Linked DNA regions of Homo sapiens: region 2 is linked to region 1. The links are chromatin contacts, found by Hi-C in ENCODE. All regions are on one chromosome and are shown on one strand. The core of a region is the stretch at or near the end of the contact, and the rest is flanking DNA. Distances in the headings are between cores, read along the strand shown. Region 1 has its middle 110 kb from the start of RYBP. Region 2 holds the start of LINC00877 (long intergenic non-protein coding RNA 877).

Region 1 (5,965 bases), core at 1,018-3,517:
CAACAGAAGAAATGCTCATAAAAACTTGCTGAAGGAATGAATGAGGAAGGAATGCATCAGGAGGTGGCCCTGAAGTTCCTTGGCTATGACCTTGGGGATGCTTTATTACCTGGCGTGTTGTAATTTACAGTTATAAGTGGCTGTGAAGGTCAAATGAGCTCACCTCCCCAGCAGCCCTCTGAGAACAGGACAGCAGTGTTACCGTGGGAGGGATTTTCCTGGGCCCACACCCAGGTTCTCAGCCTCCTGGGGAAATTCTGCCTTTCTGGCTGCCCTTACTCTTCTCAGCTTCAGAGAAGAGTCTGGCTTTTTCTTCAGCTTCTGGAGGGCCTGAGACTCTGGGCGTTCCTGGAAGAGGCTCCTGTCCCCACCAAGGCCTATGTGTGACACCTGGGCCCTTGGCTCTTACCTGGGGGAACCCCAGAAAATTTCCTCCTGTTTTCACCTCCCTGTCCCTGGGGACCAGGCCCCAGTGGCTGTGGTATCAGGAGCAGCTGGTGCCTCCCAGAGGGTCTGTAAGATCCTTTGGGGAAGCAGGTGGCATTTCAGGGTGGCTGCGGAGGGCCCAGCTGGGCTCATCGGTGGCACCATTACCAGGCTGTGCCCCTGTGCCTCCCAACACTTTGGGGCTGAACGTCATGGCTTCCCAAGTACATGCGCGTCAAAGATCTTGATTAATCCTAATGCCTCCCAAGAGATGAGGATTAATCATTGTGCAGGTTCACATTTCTGGGTTGTTTACTAGGTGCCAGGCACCGAGCTGAAGTCTTCATGTGGATTGTGTTTTTCCTCCTCATGACAAGCTTATGAAGTAAGTGCCTTTCTTGAGCCCGTTCCCATTTGTGAATGGGGACACCGAGGCGCAAAATGCAAAGCTCCCTGCTGGAGACCACACAGGTGGTGGCAGAGGCATCTGGGCACCCAATCCGAGTTCTGCCAAGTGGCTTCTATCAGAAACAGCTGTTTAACTGATGAAGCAACTGAGGCTCAGAGAGATGGAGTAACTTGCCCAAGGTCATCGACCCTGCCCCCCAAATTCTGCTGCCCAGCATCTTGCGGGAGAGTAAGGGAGGGCTGAGGCTCACCACCTGCCCGGGCTCTGGGGGACAGCCCCAGGGGGGGCCGGGTGTGGGAAATGCCCTGGGCTCTTGAGGGCTGTGGGCCTCTGTTTCCCCAGCTATAAAATGGTGGCGGTAACAGAGGTGTGACTGACAGACACATTGCTCCTTCCTAAGACTTCTCCAGCCCTGCATTCCAAGACCTGGATTTTCTAGGGCAGCGTTTGGCCCCAATCCAAGCCCCATAAATGGCTGCCCGTGGCCCGCCCCACCCCCACCCAGCTATCCTCTCTCCCCCAGCCCTATAATTGGAGTCCTGTAGGTGAGTTATTGGCTCAATATGTTTATAGGTTCCCCCAGCTCCCCTCCCCCCTCACCCCCAAACAAAGGAGCTATAAGACTAGAGCCAAAACACAGCTCCAAGAACGTGTGCCTGTGACCCAGCCCCCGCCAGGGTGAGGTGGAGAACTTTCCGTGTGGCCCATTCCTGGGCAGGGCCTACTCCTCTTCTCCCTCCAGCGGCTCCTGCTTCCCTCTTCCTGTCCCTGCTGCTCCACAGAAGCTGCTCTGTCCCCTCAGGCTGGGCCAGCTCCCACTGCAGCACTTTAATGGTTTTGGGAAGGGTAGGGACTGTGTTGACAGGCTACCTGGAGGCAGTTGGCCAGGAAAGTCAGTCAGTCTGCCCTTGTCTCACAGTCAGACTCCGAGACACAGCCAGGGCCACACAGTGAGGCATGGCCACGCACACCGTGAGTCCCAGGCACGGTCAGCTGGTCTGTTGGCCAGCCTCAAGCAGTCAGCCAGTTGGCACACTGGGCCAGTCAGGGAGTTAGCTGTTGTCTCACAGCCAGACTTGCCTATACGAGTCAGGGCCACCCAGTCAACGCCCACTCACATCAGGAGTTGCAGTCACAGCTGGTCAGTCAGACACCCAGCCAATCTCAGTCAGTTGGTCAGTCAATTAGTCATTGTCTCTTGGTCAGATTGTGTTACACAGTCAGACATGGCCGCTCACACAGTGAGTCACAGCCGTGGTCAGCAGGTCTCCTGCTGCCTGGTCAAACTCGATCTGTCAGCCCATCAATCAGTCAGTCAAGGCAGGGTTAGCCAGTCAGCCAGGAGTCATCAGTCACCCACATAGCCAATCAGATTCAGCCACCCAGTCAACACATTCAAGTCAGTCAATCCACAGGTTATTGTCTCACAGCCAGACTCAGTTACATTGTCACAGCCATCCAGTCAGACAAAGCCACTCACCACGAGTCACCCAGCTGTCTCTTGGCTGGCCTGTTCATCTCAGTCAGTCTCTGGCAGTTGAGTCAGCCAGAGTCAGTTTTCCATGACTAAGGCAGGTGGTCAGTCCACCCGGTCTGTCCTGTGAGTTGGGTGTAGTCAGTTTCATGGTTAGTCACAGGTAGCCGTAGGCTGTGCCACAGCCACAATGAAACACCAGGCAACCAGCCAGTCAGTTGATCTCAAAATGTCAGGCATGCAATCAAGGCGGTCAGTCAAGACGCAGGGGTCACAGTCAGACCCACGGTTACCAAGTCAGTCTGGAAGAGACAGCCAATCCCAGAGCCGGCTAGTCAGTCAGTCAAGATCATCACTGACGGCTATCAGTTAGGAGATCATAGTCATCCAGACATCCAGTCAGTCTGAATCAGCCTGCCAGTCACACTGACTCAGTTATTCCCTCAGTCAGCCAGGCAGGCAGTCACAATAGTCAGTCATAGTAAGCTGCCTAGTTATCCAGTCAGTTTGAATTAAACAACCAACCAGTCAACCATACACCAAACCCATTGTCATCAACTGGCCAGTCAGTCCATCATGCATGTGGTCAATGAGTTGGTCTCCTTGTCAACCTGTCTCCTCACCAGTCATGTTCAATCCACTGAATCCATCAGCCCAGTTGCAGTTGGCCCAGTCATAGTCACAAGCTCCCACAGTCCATGGCCTGGTCAGTCCAGATCACAGCCAGCCAGCTACAGTGAAACCCACAGTGACCATCAGTCAGTCAGTCAGTCAGTCAGTCAGTCAGTCAATCAATCATCTAACCTTGTCAACACCAAGGCCCTGACTGACTTCTTACAGTATCACATGAATCACTAGCGATCACTGACAGAAACCCTAGATCAAACCGAAAGCATGCCTTGACCCTCTTCAGCAATGTCCAGAATAAGTGGTCCCCAGTCAGCCAGCTACTCCTATTCATCAGGAAGGATAGGGGCAGGGGGAGGCAATTAAGTTGACATATGAGTTCAGGGGAACCCACTTGTCAGCCAGAGAGGCCATGGGGCTGACGGCCATGGAGAGAGGGCAGAAGACCCTTGGGACAGTTTTCCAGTCCACCACCTGGATGCCCCATGAGGGTTTTCTCAGAGCAGGGACCCCCAGTGCCCTTTCCAACACCCCTGCTGTCCCCAGGTAGGGGAGAGTGAGAGTATGAGATACCCCTGCAATCGCTGGCCTCCTCCTTTTGCCTCCCTCGCTTCCCCCTTCCTTTTCCTCCCTCTCCTCTTGCTCCTCCACTTCCTCGTCACTTCCGCCTTGCTCTACATAGGTGAACCTAACCCACCCACACTCAGATCCTGTCCTGGTGTTCCACAGTGCCAGTCCCTCCCCCCCACACACACACCACACAATCACAAACACTCCCACCACACACATACACACACCAGTCACAAACCACCACACATACCACACACATACCCACACACCACACACGTACACCCACACACCACATATACACACATACACACCCACACACATCACACACATACAGACCCACACCCACCACACATACACACACACCACACATACACAAACACTCCCCGCCACACACCAGACACCGTGTGCATGTGCACATACCACATGCATATACACACCCACACACACCACATACATCACATATGCCACACGTCACACACAGACACCACACTCACACATAGCCCTCGCACACCACACCCTCCCACGTGCACGTGCACTTACAACACAGGGCACACACACCACACATGCACACATGCATATACCACATGCACGTATGCACACCACGCACACACACACATACGCTACACAGACACGCACACACGCCCTGCTTCTTGGCTAGCCTCCTCGTTTTGGAACATCCTGTTCCAGGCAGCCTGGGAGAAGGCGCTCAGACACTCCTTGGGCCGGCCCCTCCCCCTCTGCTCCCAGGGTTTCCGCCTCCTGTCGCCGCCCTTGCTGGGGTAGGGGGCGGCCTCCTGGCATAAGCCCGAGCACAGTGTCCTCCTGGGTGTGGACTCTTTCTGCAGGAACTCCTCCTTCCAGCTCCTCTGGAGGAGAGGGATGAGCGGGGGAAGGCTGGGGACGGGAGGTGTCTTGCTCACTTCATTTCTCTGCCTGGGGGCCCCCCCCGCCGGCTTCCCTGGAGTCAAGCAGGGCTCCCCAGGCAATTCCGTTACCTGGGTGAACACTGGCAGGAGTCCAGCTCAGAGAAGCAGCTGGGAGTTCTAAGCCCGAGGGGAGAGCTGTTCATCTCAGGCTGACTGGGGCTGCTTTCTGCTCGAGCGGGCCACACTCTAGGCAGAGGTGCTCTCTGGACCTCTTTCTGGCACCTGGACTCCACCACTTACTAGCCTTGTGATCACATTGGGCACATTAATTGGGGTTTAGGAGCCTCAGCTTCCTCTTCTTTAAAATAGAGAGGATAACAGAGCCCACCTGCTTGGGTCTGGGTAATGATGAAACGAAGAACACGTGGAGAGGGCTCAGGGCAGCATCTGGTAGCTCCTGTGACTGCCGACTTGGGGCTCATTTGTTCCCACCAGGCAATTTGGTGGCCAGGCCACAGGGGGTTCTAGAAGCTTCTTTCCATGCCCCTTCTCTCACCTGGCTCCATGACCCCCTGCCCTATTGCAGCTTCCAGTCACCGAGGGCTCCTAAGTGCCCAATACCACGCTGGGTGCTCTGTTGACATTATCACCCTGCACCCTCACAGTAGCCCCATGATGTCGGTGCCCGTACTATACCCATTTTACAGAGGAATAAACTGAGGTTCTGGGAGTTAGAGTAATATGCCCAAAGCTGCAGGTAGTGAGTGGAAGAGCCAGAACTGGCTGACTTCCTGAGGCCCATAGGGTGGCATGGTACCTGCCCTGGTACTGAAAGCCACATGTGCATCTTTGGGGCCTTTGGGGAGGGTGGGGAGGTGTTTTCCATGCCCCAGTTATCCCAGGTTCCCAGCTTCTGCTCTATCTTGTACTGGTTACCTGACATGTTTGTTGACAACATTCATTGACTTTGCATTGGTGAAGAGTTGAGTGGATGTTGGTGGAAGCACAGGCACTCCAGAAGCTGGGGTGGGTGGGTGGAGGCACTCCTCAGACTAGGGAGGCCCCAGGGACACTTCCAAAGCTCTGGTTTGGCTGAGGAATTCATATCTGAAAGGAATGTATGAGAAGGCTTTGGGAAACACAGAGAAGCTATCTTTTATGGGCGTAGGGGAGGCCGCAGAAGAACAGCATCCAAATCTCCACATCATGTGGACCTTGCTGTCGATAACAGCAATCTTAATGACAATCTCTACAGGCCCTGGGCTCCTTAGGAGGTAGGAGGAGGGTGTCTTTATCCAGAAACCCTTTCTATTAACAGTAACAACATAAGGATTCCACCCAGTGCCTCTGGGGCTGGTGGCGAGAGGACTCCAGCTTGGGGCCACCCCCTAGGAGAGATTCCTGTGAGCAGCCCTCGAGGGCCTCGCAGTGATGCCCCCCAGCCTTCCAGCTTTCCCTCAACCCGCAGGTGGCTCTGCGAAGGCGTCTCTTTATTTGGAATTGCACTTGGCAGTGATGACACTTTTTGAAGGGCTGCAGGGTGGAAGTCGGCAGCAGAAGCCCTTAATTCCCAGACCCGAGGGGGCTTTGCAA
Region 2 (5,965 bases), core at 2,189-4,688, 240 kb after region 1:
CATGGGGCTTCGTGGTGGGCTATTCTCTATTCTTCCATGACCCATGTGCCAGAATAGTATTAGGGGCTGGGCGCAGTGGCTCACGCCTTTAATCCTAGCATTTTGGGAGGCCGAGGCGGGCAGATCACCTGAGGTCAGGAGCTCAAGACCAGCCTGGCCAACATGGTGAAACCCCATCTCTACTAAAAATACAAAAATTAGCTGGTGTGGTGGTGCACCTGTAATTCCAGCTACTCGGGAAGCAGAGGCATGAGAATCGCTTGAACCCGGGAGGCAGAGGTTCAGTGAGCGGAGATTGTGCCACTGCACTCCAGCCTGGGTGACAGAACAAGACTCCGTCTAAAAAAACAGAACAGTATTAGGGAAGCAGCCTACCTACCTGCATGTCTATGTGGCACAGCTCCAAAAGGTTTAAGCCCATCCATGTGTCTTGAGAATTTTTTAAATTTCACCAATAAGAGCTCATTTCTAATATTCATCAGGCTGTTCAACAGGACAATATTTTTACCCCCCAAATAAACAAATACATAAAAATAAAACAAAACTCATGTCTGACTCTCTGGATGCTAAGGCCTGGCCACTGCGCTGCCATGAGCCATCCAGGTGGTTCTCATCAAGGTGCTTCAACCTTCCAGGCTTTGCTTACTTCCTCCAGAAGGGAGGTCTTGCCCCGTAGAAGTTTATGTTTGTGATATATATGTGTGTGTTAAGGAGTACAAAATAGGACACCAAGGCTATGGAAACAATAATGAGACTAAAAATAGGCTAAAGTGCGCCTAGAGGAGGCATCTGCTGCCCAGACAAGAACATCAGAAAGTGTGGGCTTTCTGGGCCAGGCATGGTGGCTCATGCCTGTAATCCCAGCACTTTGTGAGGCCGAGATGGGTGGATTGCTTGAGCTCAGGAGGTCGAGACCAGCCTGGACAACATGGCAAAACCTTGTCTCTACTAAAAATACACAAATTAGCTGGGCATGGTGGCGGGGCACCTGCAATCCCAGCTACTCGGGAGGCTGAGGCACAAGAATTGCTTGAACCCGGGAGGCAGACAAAATCGCACTACTGCCCTCCAGCCTGGGTGACAGAGTGAAACTCTGTGAAAGAAGGAAAGAAAGAGAGAGAGAGAGAGAGAGAGGGAGGGAGGGAGGGAGGGAGGGAAGGAAGGAATCTGTTTGTGAGCAGAGCTGGACTGCGGGCTGGTGGAAAGAGGAATGCCTCTGGAACCAGCCCCCTGATGTAGAAGATGGTGTTGGCCCCCTATCTCCTGCCTTTGGCATTCACCATTGCTGTACGCAACACCAGCTTCTTACTGAAGAAACCTGTCACTCTGTCTGGGGCTGTCTCTGGCCACAGGAGCATGCTCAGTCCATGCACTGGCCAGGCTGGAAGTGCCTGGGGTTGTCCCCAAGAGCAGCCCCAACCAAAGATGAAGGGAATTGGGTAAATGCCCATGCTCCCTAGCCTCTGGGATGATGGCTCTGAGGCAGGTTCTATTCTGCAGTCTCCCCGTAGTCCCCAGTGGGAATGAGCTTCATTGCACACAGAGATGACCTGCTTGTGAACAAACTCTCACTCTACTTCCTTCCCTCCGTTTCACTTCCTCATCCCCCTACCAGTGCTCCCTAGGGCCACTTCCCTAATTAAGTGTATGCGCTCAAATATTTGCTTCCATGGGAACCAAATTACCTGGTTCAAATCCGTACTCTGCCACTGGCCAGCTGTGTCTTAGGAACATTACTCCACTCCCCTAAACTGCAGCATCCTTGGCTGGGATTGTGAGATGACAAAAGTAGAACAAACCTCACCAGACAGGTGTGAAAATTCCAGAAAATAGTCCGTGTCAATAGTTTAGAGCAGCATCTGGCAGTCAGCAGACACACAATAAATGCTAGTATTTTCTTATTTATTATAATTATTGCTTATTATTGATAGCCCCTGAGATTTCCTTGGCCAAGTTCAAGTCCATTCTGAGAGTTCTAAGCTCTCAAACTTCAGACTTCCTCCAGGTGAATCTCCCTGGTTGTTTCAGGGAATCTAATTCATTTATTCACTTAACATATCTTTAGCAAATATTGACTTAACACCTATTATGTCGAAGACACAGTGCGACGGGGGATATAAAAAATAAGATGAGGTCACGGTCTCCAGTGAGATAAATCGTATCCACACATAGCTACTGTCTAAGGCAAATGGTGATAAGTGCTCTTGTGTGTGTGCCAATAGAGCATAAAATGAGTTCAGAGGAGGGTGAAGAACATTGTGTGTGGTATGAAGGAGTATCGTTGGAGTTGGGTTTGGAAAGGGGTAGAACTTTCCACAGTTCCAAAGAGTTGATGGAGGGGAGAGGATACAATACATGGAGAGGGGGGAAGTGATAAACTCTAGGAGTTTGGCATCCCAGAGACAGCTCAACTATGTCTTAATGTGAGATCCCATAGATTGATGAGCCTCTATCTCTCAGAGCTAAGAGGACAGCGGATGCTCCCCCAAATTATTATTACCATTCCTGACACTTACATAGCACTTACCCTGCCCTAGGAACTACAGGGGATGTGCTACGTATGTTAACTGATTTAATCTTCACCTTCAGGGTCAGCACAACTATGATCTCCACTTGACAGATAAGAAAACTGAGGCTGGAGGGGTTAAATGTCTTGCTCCAGCTCCCGCGGAAGCTAAGTGCCTTTCACCTAATCCTGTGTGGTCTGGCTCCAGGGTTCACACTCTACACTGCCTCTCAAGTGTGGCACCTTTTCAGGAATTTAAGGGAATATGTTGCTGTGATGTTGACAGGGCTTGAGGAGAGACTGAAAGAAAGCCCTTCAGCCCCATAGAGGAAGTCCCCAGAGGATGGATGGTTCTGGAAGTTACGGGTTACCAGGACAACGCATCCCCTCAGCCTGGCCACGCCCCCCGGGCTCCCGCTCACTGGTTGCAAAACTCAGCTTTGCCCCTGCACGGAGTTTCCCTTCGCGGGGCCCGCTGGGGAAGCATCCGCGGCTTGTGGTGGCTGTGGTTTTGTGCCCAGGACTCACACGTAAAAGGAGCTCATTCGGAGGCAGGGGCACGCGCTTGTCCCCAGAACTCAAACCCCAGAGTCCCTCCGGTAGGTGGTACAGAGGCGAGTTTGATCCTAAACAAAACAGGGCAGGGTCTTCCTGTTTGTTTTCTTCCTCCAGCGGGGAGCAACAGCTGCTAATTGGATAGTGAAGTGACCGATTTATTATTCTCTTACCCGTGCTGAGCAGAGCTGTAGGAAATCTCCGGGACTGGGAGCAGCACAGGGGGGTATCTCGGGGTCTCTCTGAGAAGGAGTTGACAGTGGGGACCAAAGCTGCCGGCTGCCATGTTTTATTTGGCCTGCCCAGTGTTTAAAAAAAATGTTTTTAAATAGATGCTGACATTTTTAAAAGGGGAAGATTATACATACACTTCTACATCTCCGACTTGTGTCAAGAAATGGGAAGTTCTGGGCCCAGATCCCCATAAGTCAGCGATGAGGGGGGCCGAGCAGGGGCTGCCCGTTAGACGGCCGCAGAGTCCCAGCCCCCAGCCCTGCTCACCTTTCTTACCTCTCTGGCCCCGTCGGCATTTGAGCCTGGGACCCCAGACGAAAGGATACGCTTCCTTTTAGAACCCCTGCCAATCTGAGGACGGGGCCACCCCACAGACGCCGTGGCTCAGCAAGCAGACCAATGGCCGAGGAGTCTGGCAAGGGGCGCTTGGTGAGTGGGTTTAATGACAGATTAAGTTGCCCATTAGGAAGCCATTAGAACACAGCGTGATGCATCACTGGGTAAACGAGAGAGGCTGAAGTCAGAGACAGGATCTTGGAGCGCTTGATCCAATTTAATTCTTCTATTTTTTTTTTTTTAAACCCTAGGCAGATGAGAGTGGAGGTTGTAAATCACCCTCCATGCAATGGTTCATCATAAAGGATATGGAGCAAAATTAGAGGAGGCACGAGAAGGAAAGCCGGTGATGAACAAGGTAGGGGCTGCTGCGGCGTGATTGAAGACAGGCTGGGAACGCGGGAGAAGCCGCTGAAAACTGGCTTGGGCTGGAGGTCTGATTAAGGCATCCCAAGCCAGAAAAACCCAGAGCCCAGCCTTCTGCTTTGCCTTGGGGAGTAGGATGGGGGAATACGTGTGCAGAAAACTTTCTGAGACAGTGCCTCATAGTGCCATCTACATGGAATATGAAGTCAATCAGAATGTCTCTAAATCCTGGCTCTGTTGGGTTTTGGCTGTGTGACTTTGGGTAAGTTACTTAACCTCTCTGAGTCACATTTTCCACCTGTGTTAAAGGAGGTAATCACAGCAAATGCAAAGGGTGGTGCTGGATATCAGGGTGGGCACCTGCTAAGTGATGCTTTCTTCTGTTTAACGTTGTAAAAGATGTAAATGAGACGGTCCCCAAATGAGGGTAGATTTTACTCCCCTCTAGCTCAGGTGGCGCTTGTCGGGGAGATCAAGCAGTTTCTGTTCCTCCCTAGTAAAAGCAGGAAGGCTTTCCTGGGCGGGGTCCTCTGAGTGCTGGAAGAGGGGGAGGGTGTCCACTCAGTGAGGAGGCAGGAGGGCAGTCTTGCACACACTGGGCACCTCTGGGCCTCCAGCACTGGATGTCAGCTGTGCTTGTTGAATGGATGTGCTGCCCTCAAGCCCCAAATCTGTTCTCTGCCCTTCTCTATCCTCTCTGTGCCCTGGGACGCTGACCCTGGCAGTACCTCACCCAGTGTCTTTATCTGGGCTCTCCCAAAAGCAGAGCCCCAGAAAGGATGTGAGGGCAGCCTGTTTCTTGGGGAGCTTATGGTGAATGTGGAGCTCCCCATGCAGGCCCCCCTTCCAGGAGGGACTGATTGCCCCCCTGTTGGCTCCTTCAGGATTTGCCTCAACTACAGAGACAGCATGGAACACGCCCTCCTAGGCTGCCCACATCCTCATCTGCATGGGGGCACAGAAGCCTGGCCATTCATCCCATGGGAGACTCAGGACATGCTCCCAGCAACCTGATGGGCTGCCCAAGGCTTGGCTGATCCTGCATCCCTGCATCACATCTCAGCTTCTCCCTCTGCCCAAATCTACTTCCTCCCCATTCCTTTCACAGGCATTGATTCCCTGATAAACACCTTGCACCCCATATTCCATCTCAGAGTCTCCTTGCAGAGAACCCAACCTGTGGCAGAGCTGGTCTCAGGACTCGGAGCGAGGGAGCAGGGAAAGAGGACAGGAAAGCAGGGAGAGTCAATTTAAGGGTATGTTGTCTGAGACAAAGATTCTGCTAGGACCTCTGAGATGGGTACAAGATGCCTGGAGCCATTCACTGGGCAGTATCTGTCCATCAGCTCCCAGGCCCCACAGAACCGGAGCTGCCTGTGAGGGCTTTCACTGCCCTGCATTTCTGGGCTTCACATATGCACTGGCTGAGAGGGCTCCCTGTCTTCAAGGACGATCCTGAGCAGAAAGTGGGTGCACTTGAGGTGGCATGCTGTTGCGAGAGTCTGAGCTTTATGAGAAGCAGACCCAGGGGGCATGGTGTGGGGCATCCCAAAGGACCTGCCATACATTAGGTGCCTTGGTCTTGGGGAGGAGCCCTCGGGAGTTCTGAGGGTGGGAGAAGAGGTAGGTGGGGTTAATCCTTTCCCATTCCCTCCCTGCCTCAGCACCATGGCTCAGGCAGTAGCGCTGCCAGCTCCTCCTGGGATCAGAGTTATGGCCCTGCTCCCCTTGTCCCTTCAGGCTGAGGAACATAAGGGCTTCCCATGGTTGCTGGTGTCTGAGTGCCTCAACCTCCCTTGCTGGTTCCTTTCCCCTGCCCACACCTTTGTCAATAGTTCCCCCCACTGAAGTCTCTTTGGTTGAGCAGTTGGTGGGGATGCTGACTGATAAAGTGGTCTAGGCCACTGCTCACTGCTTAAAGCCTTGCTTCAGAGAGACCTTCCAGGGCCCTGCAGCTCCCCCTTCTCC

The links. A loop is a pair of places that touch in the nucleus more often than their neighbours do. Pooled maps may share reads with other maps.
Region 2: a map of CD14-positive monocyte shows a loop between it and region 1 (2.0-fold over the local background). The contact joins the promoter of LINC00877 here to the enhancer-like site in region 1. A Hi-C loop is called at or near these places in 1 of 168 maps with a recorded cell type or tissue (CD14-positive monocyte), 1 of 37 single-sample maps with no recorded cell type and 8 of 50 pooled maps.

Annotation. Positions count from the first base shown.
Region 1 is chr3:72,335,418-72,341,382 of GRCh38, reverse strand. No RefSeq gene overlaps it. Among named protein-coding and RNA genes, the nearest start is that of RYBP, 110 kb to the left of the region's middle. RefSeq lists a silencer at 1,873-1,982 and an enhancer at 5,874-5,965. Within about 2 kb of position 2,267, at least 10 of the 41 ENCODE cell types and tissues checked have a DNase peak (open chromatin) inside an H3K27ac peak, as active enhancers do.
Region 2 is chr3:72,097,928-72,103,892 of GRCh38, reverse strand. It overlaps LINC00877 (long intergenic non-protein coding RNA 877), which reads left to right and starts at 3,438. Exons shown (of 7, transcript NR_104116.1): 1 at 3,438-3,724; 2 at 3,883-3,989. RefSeq lists an enhancer at 3,320-4,160.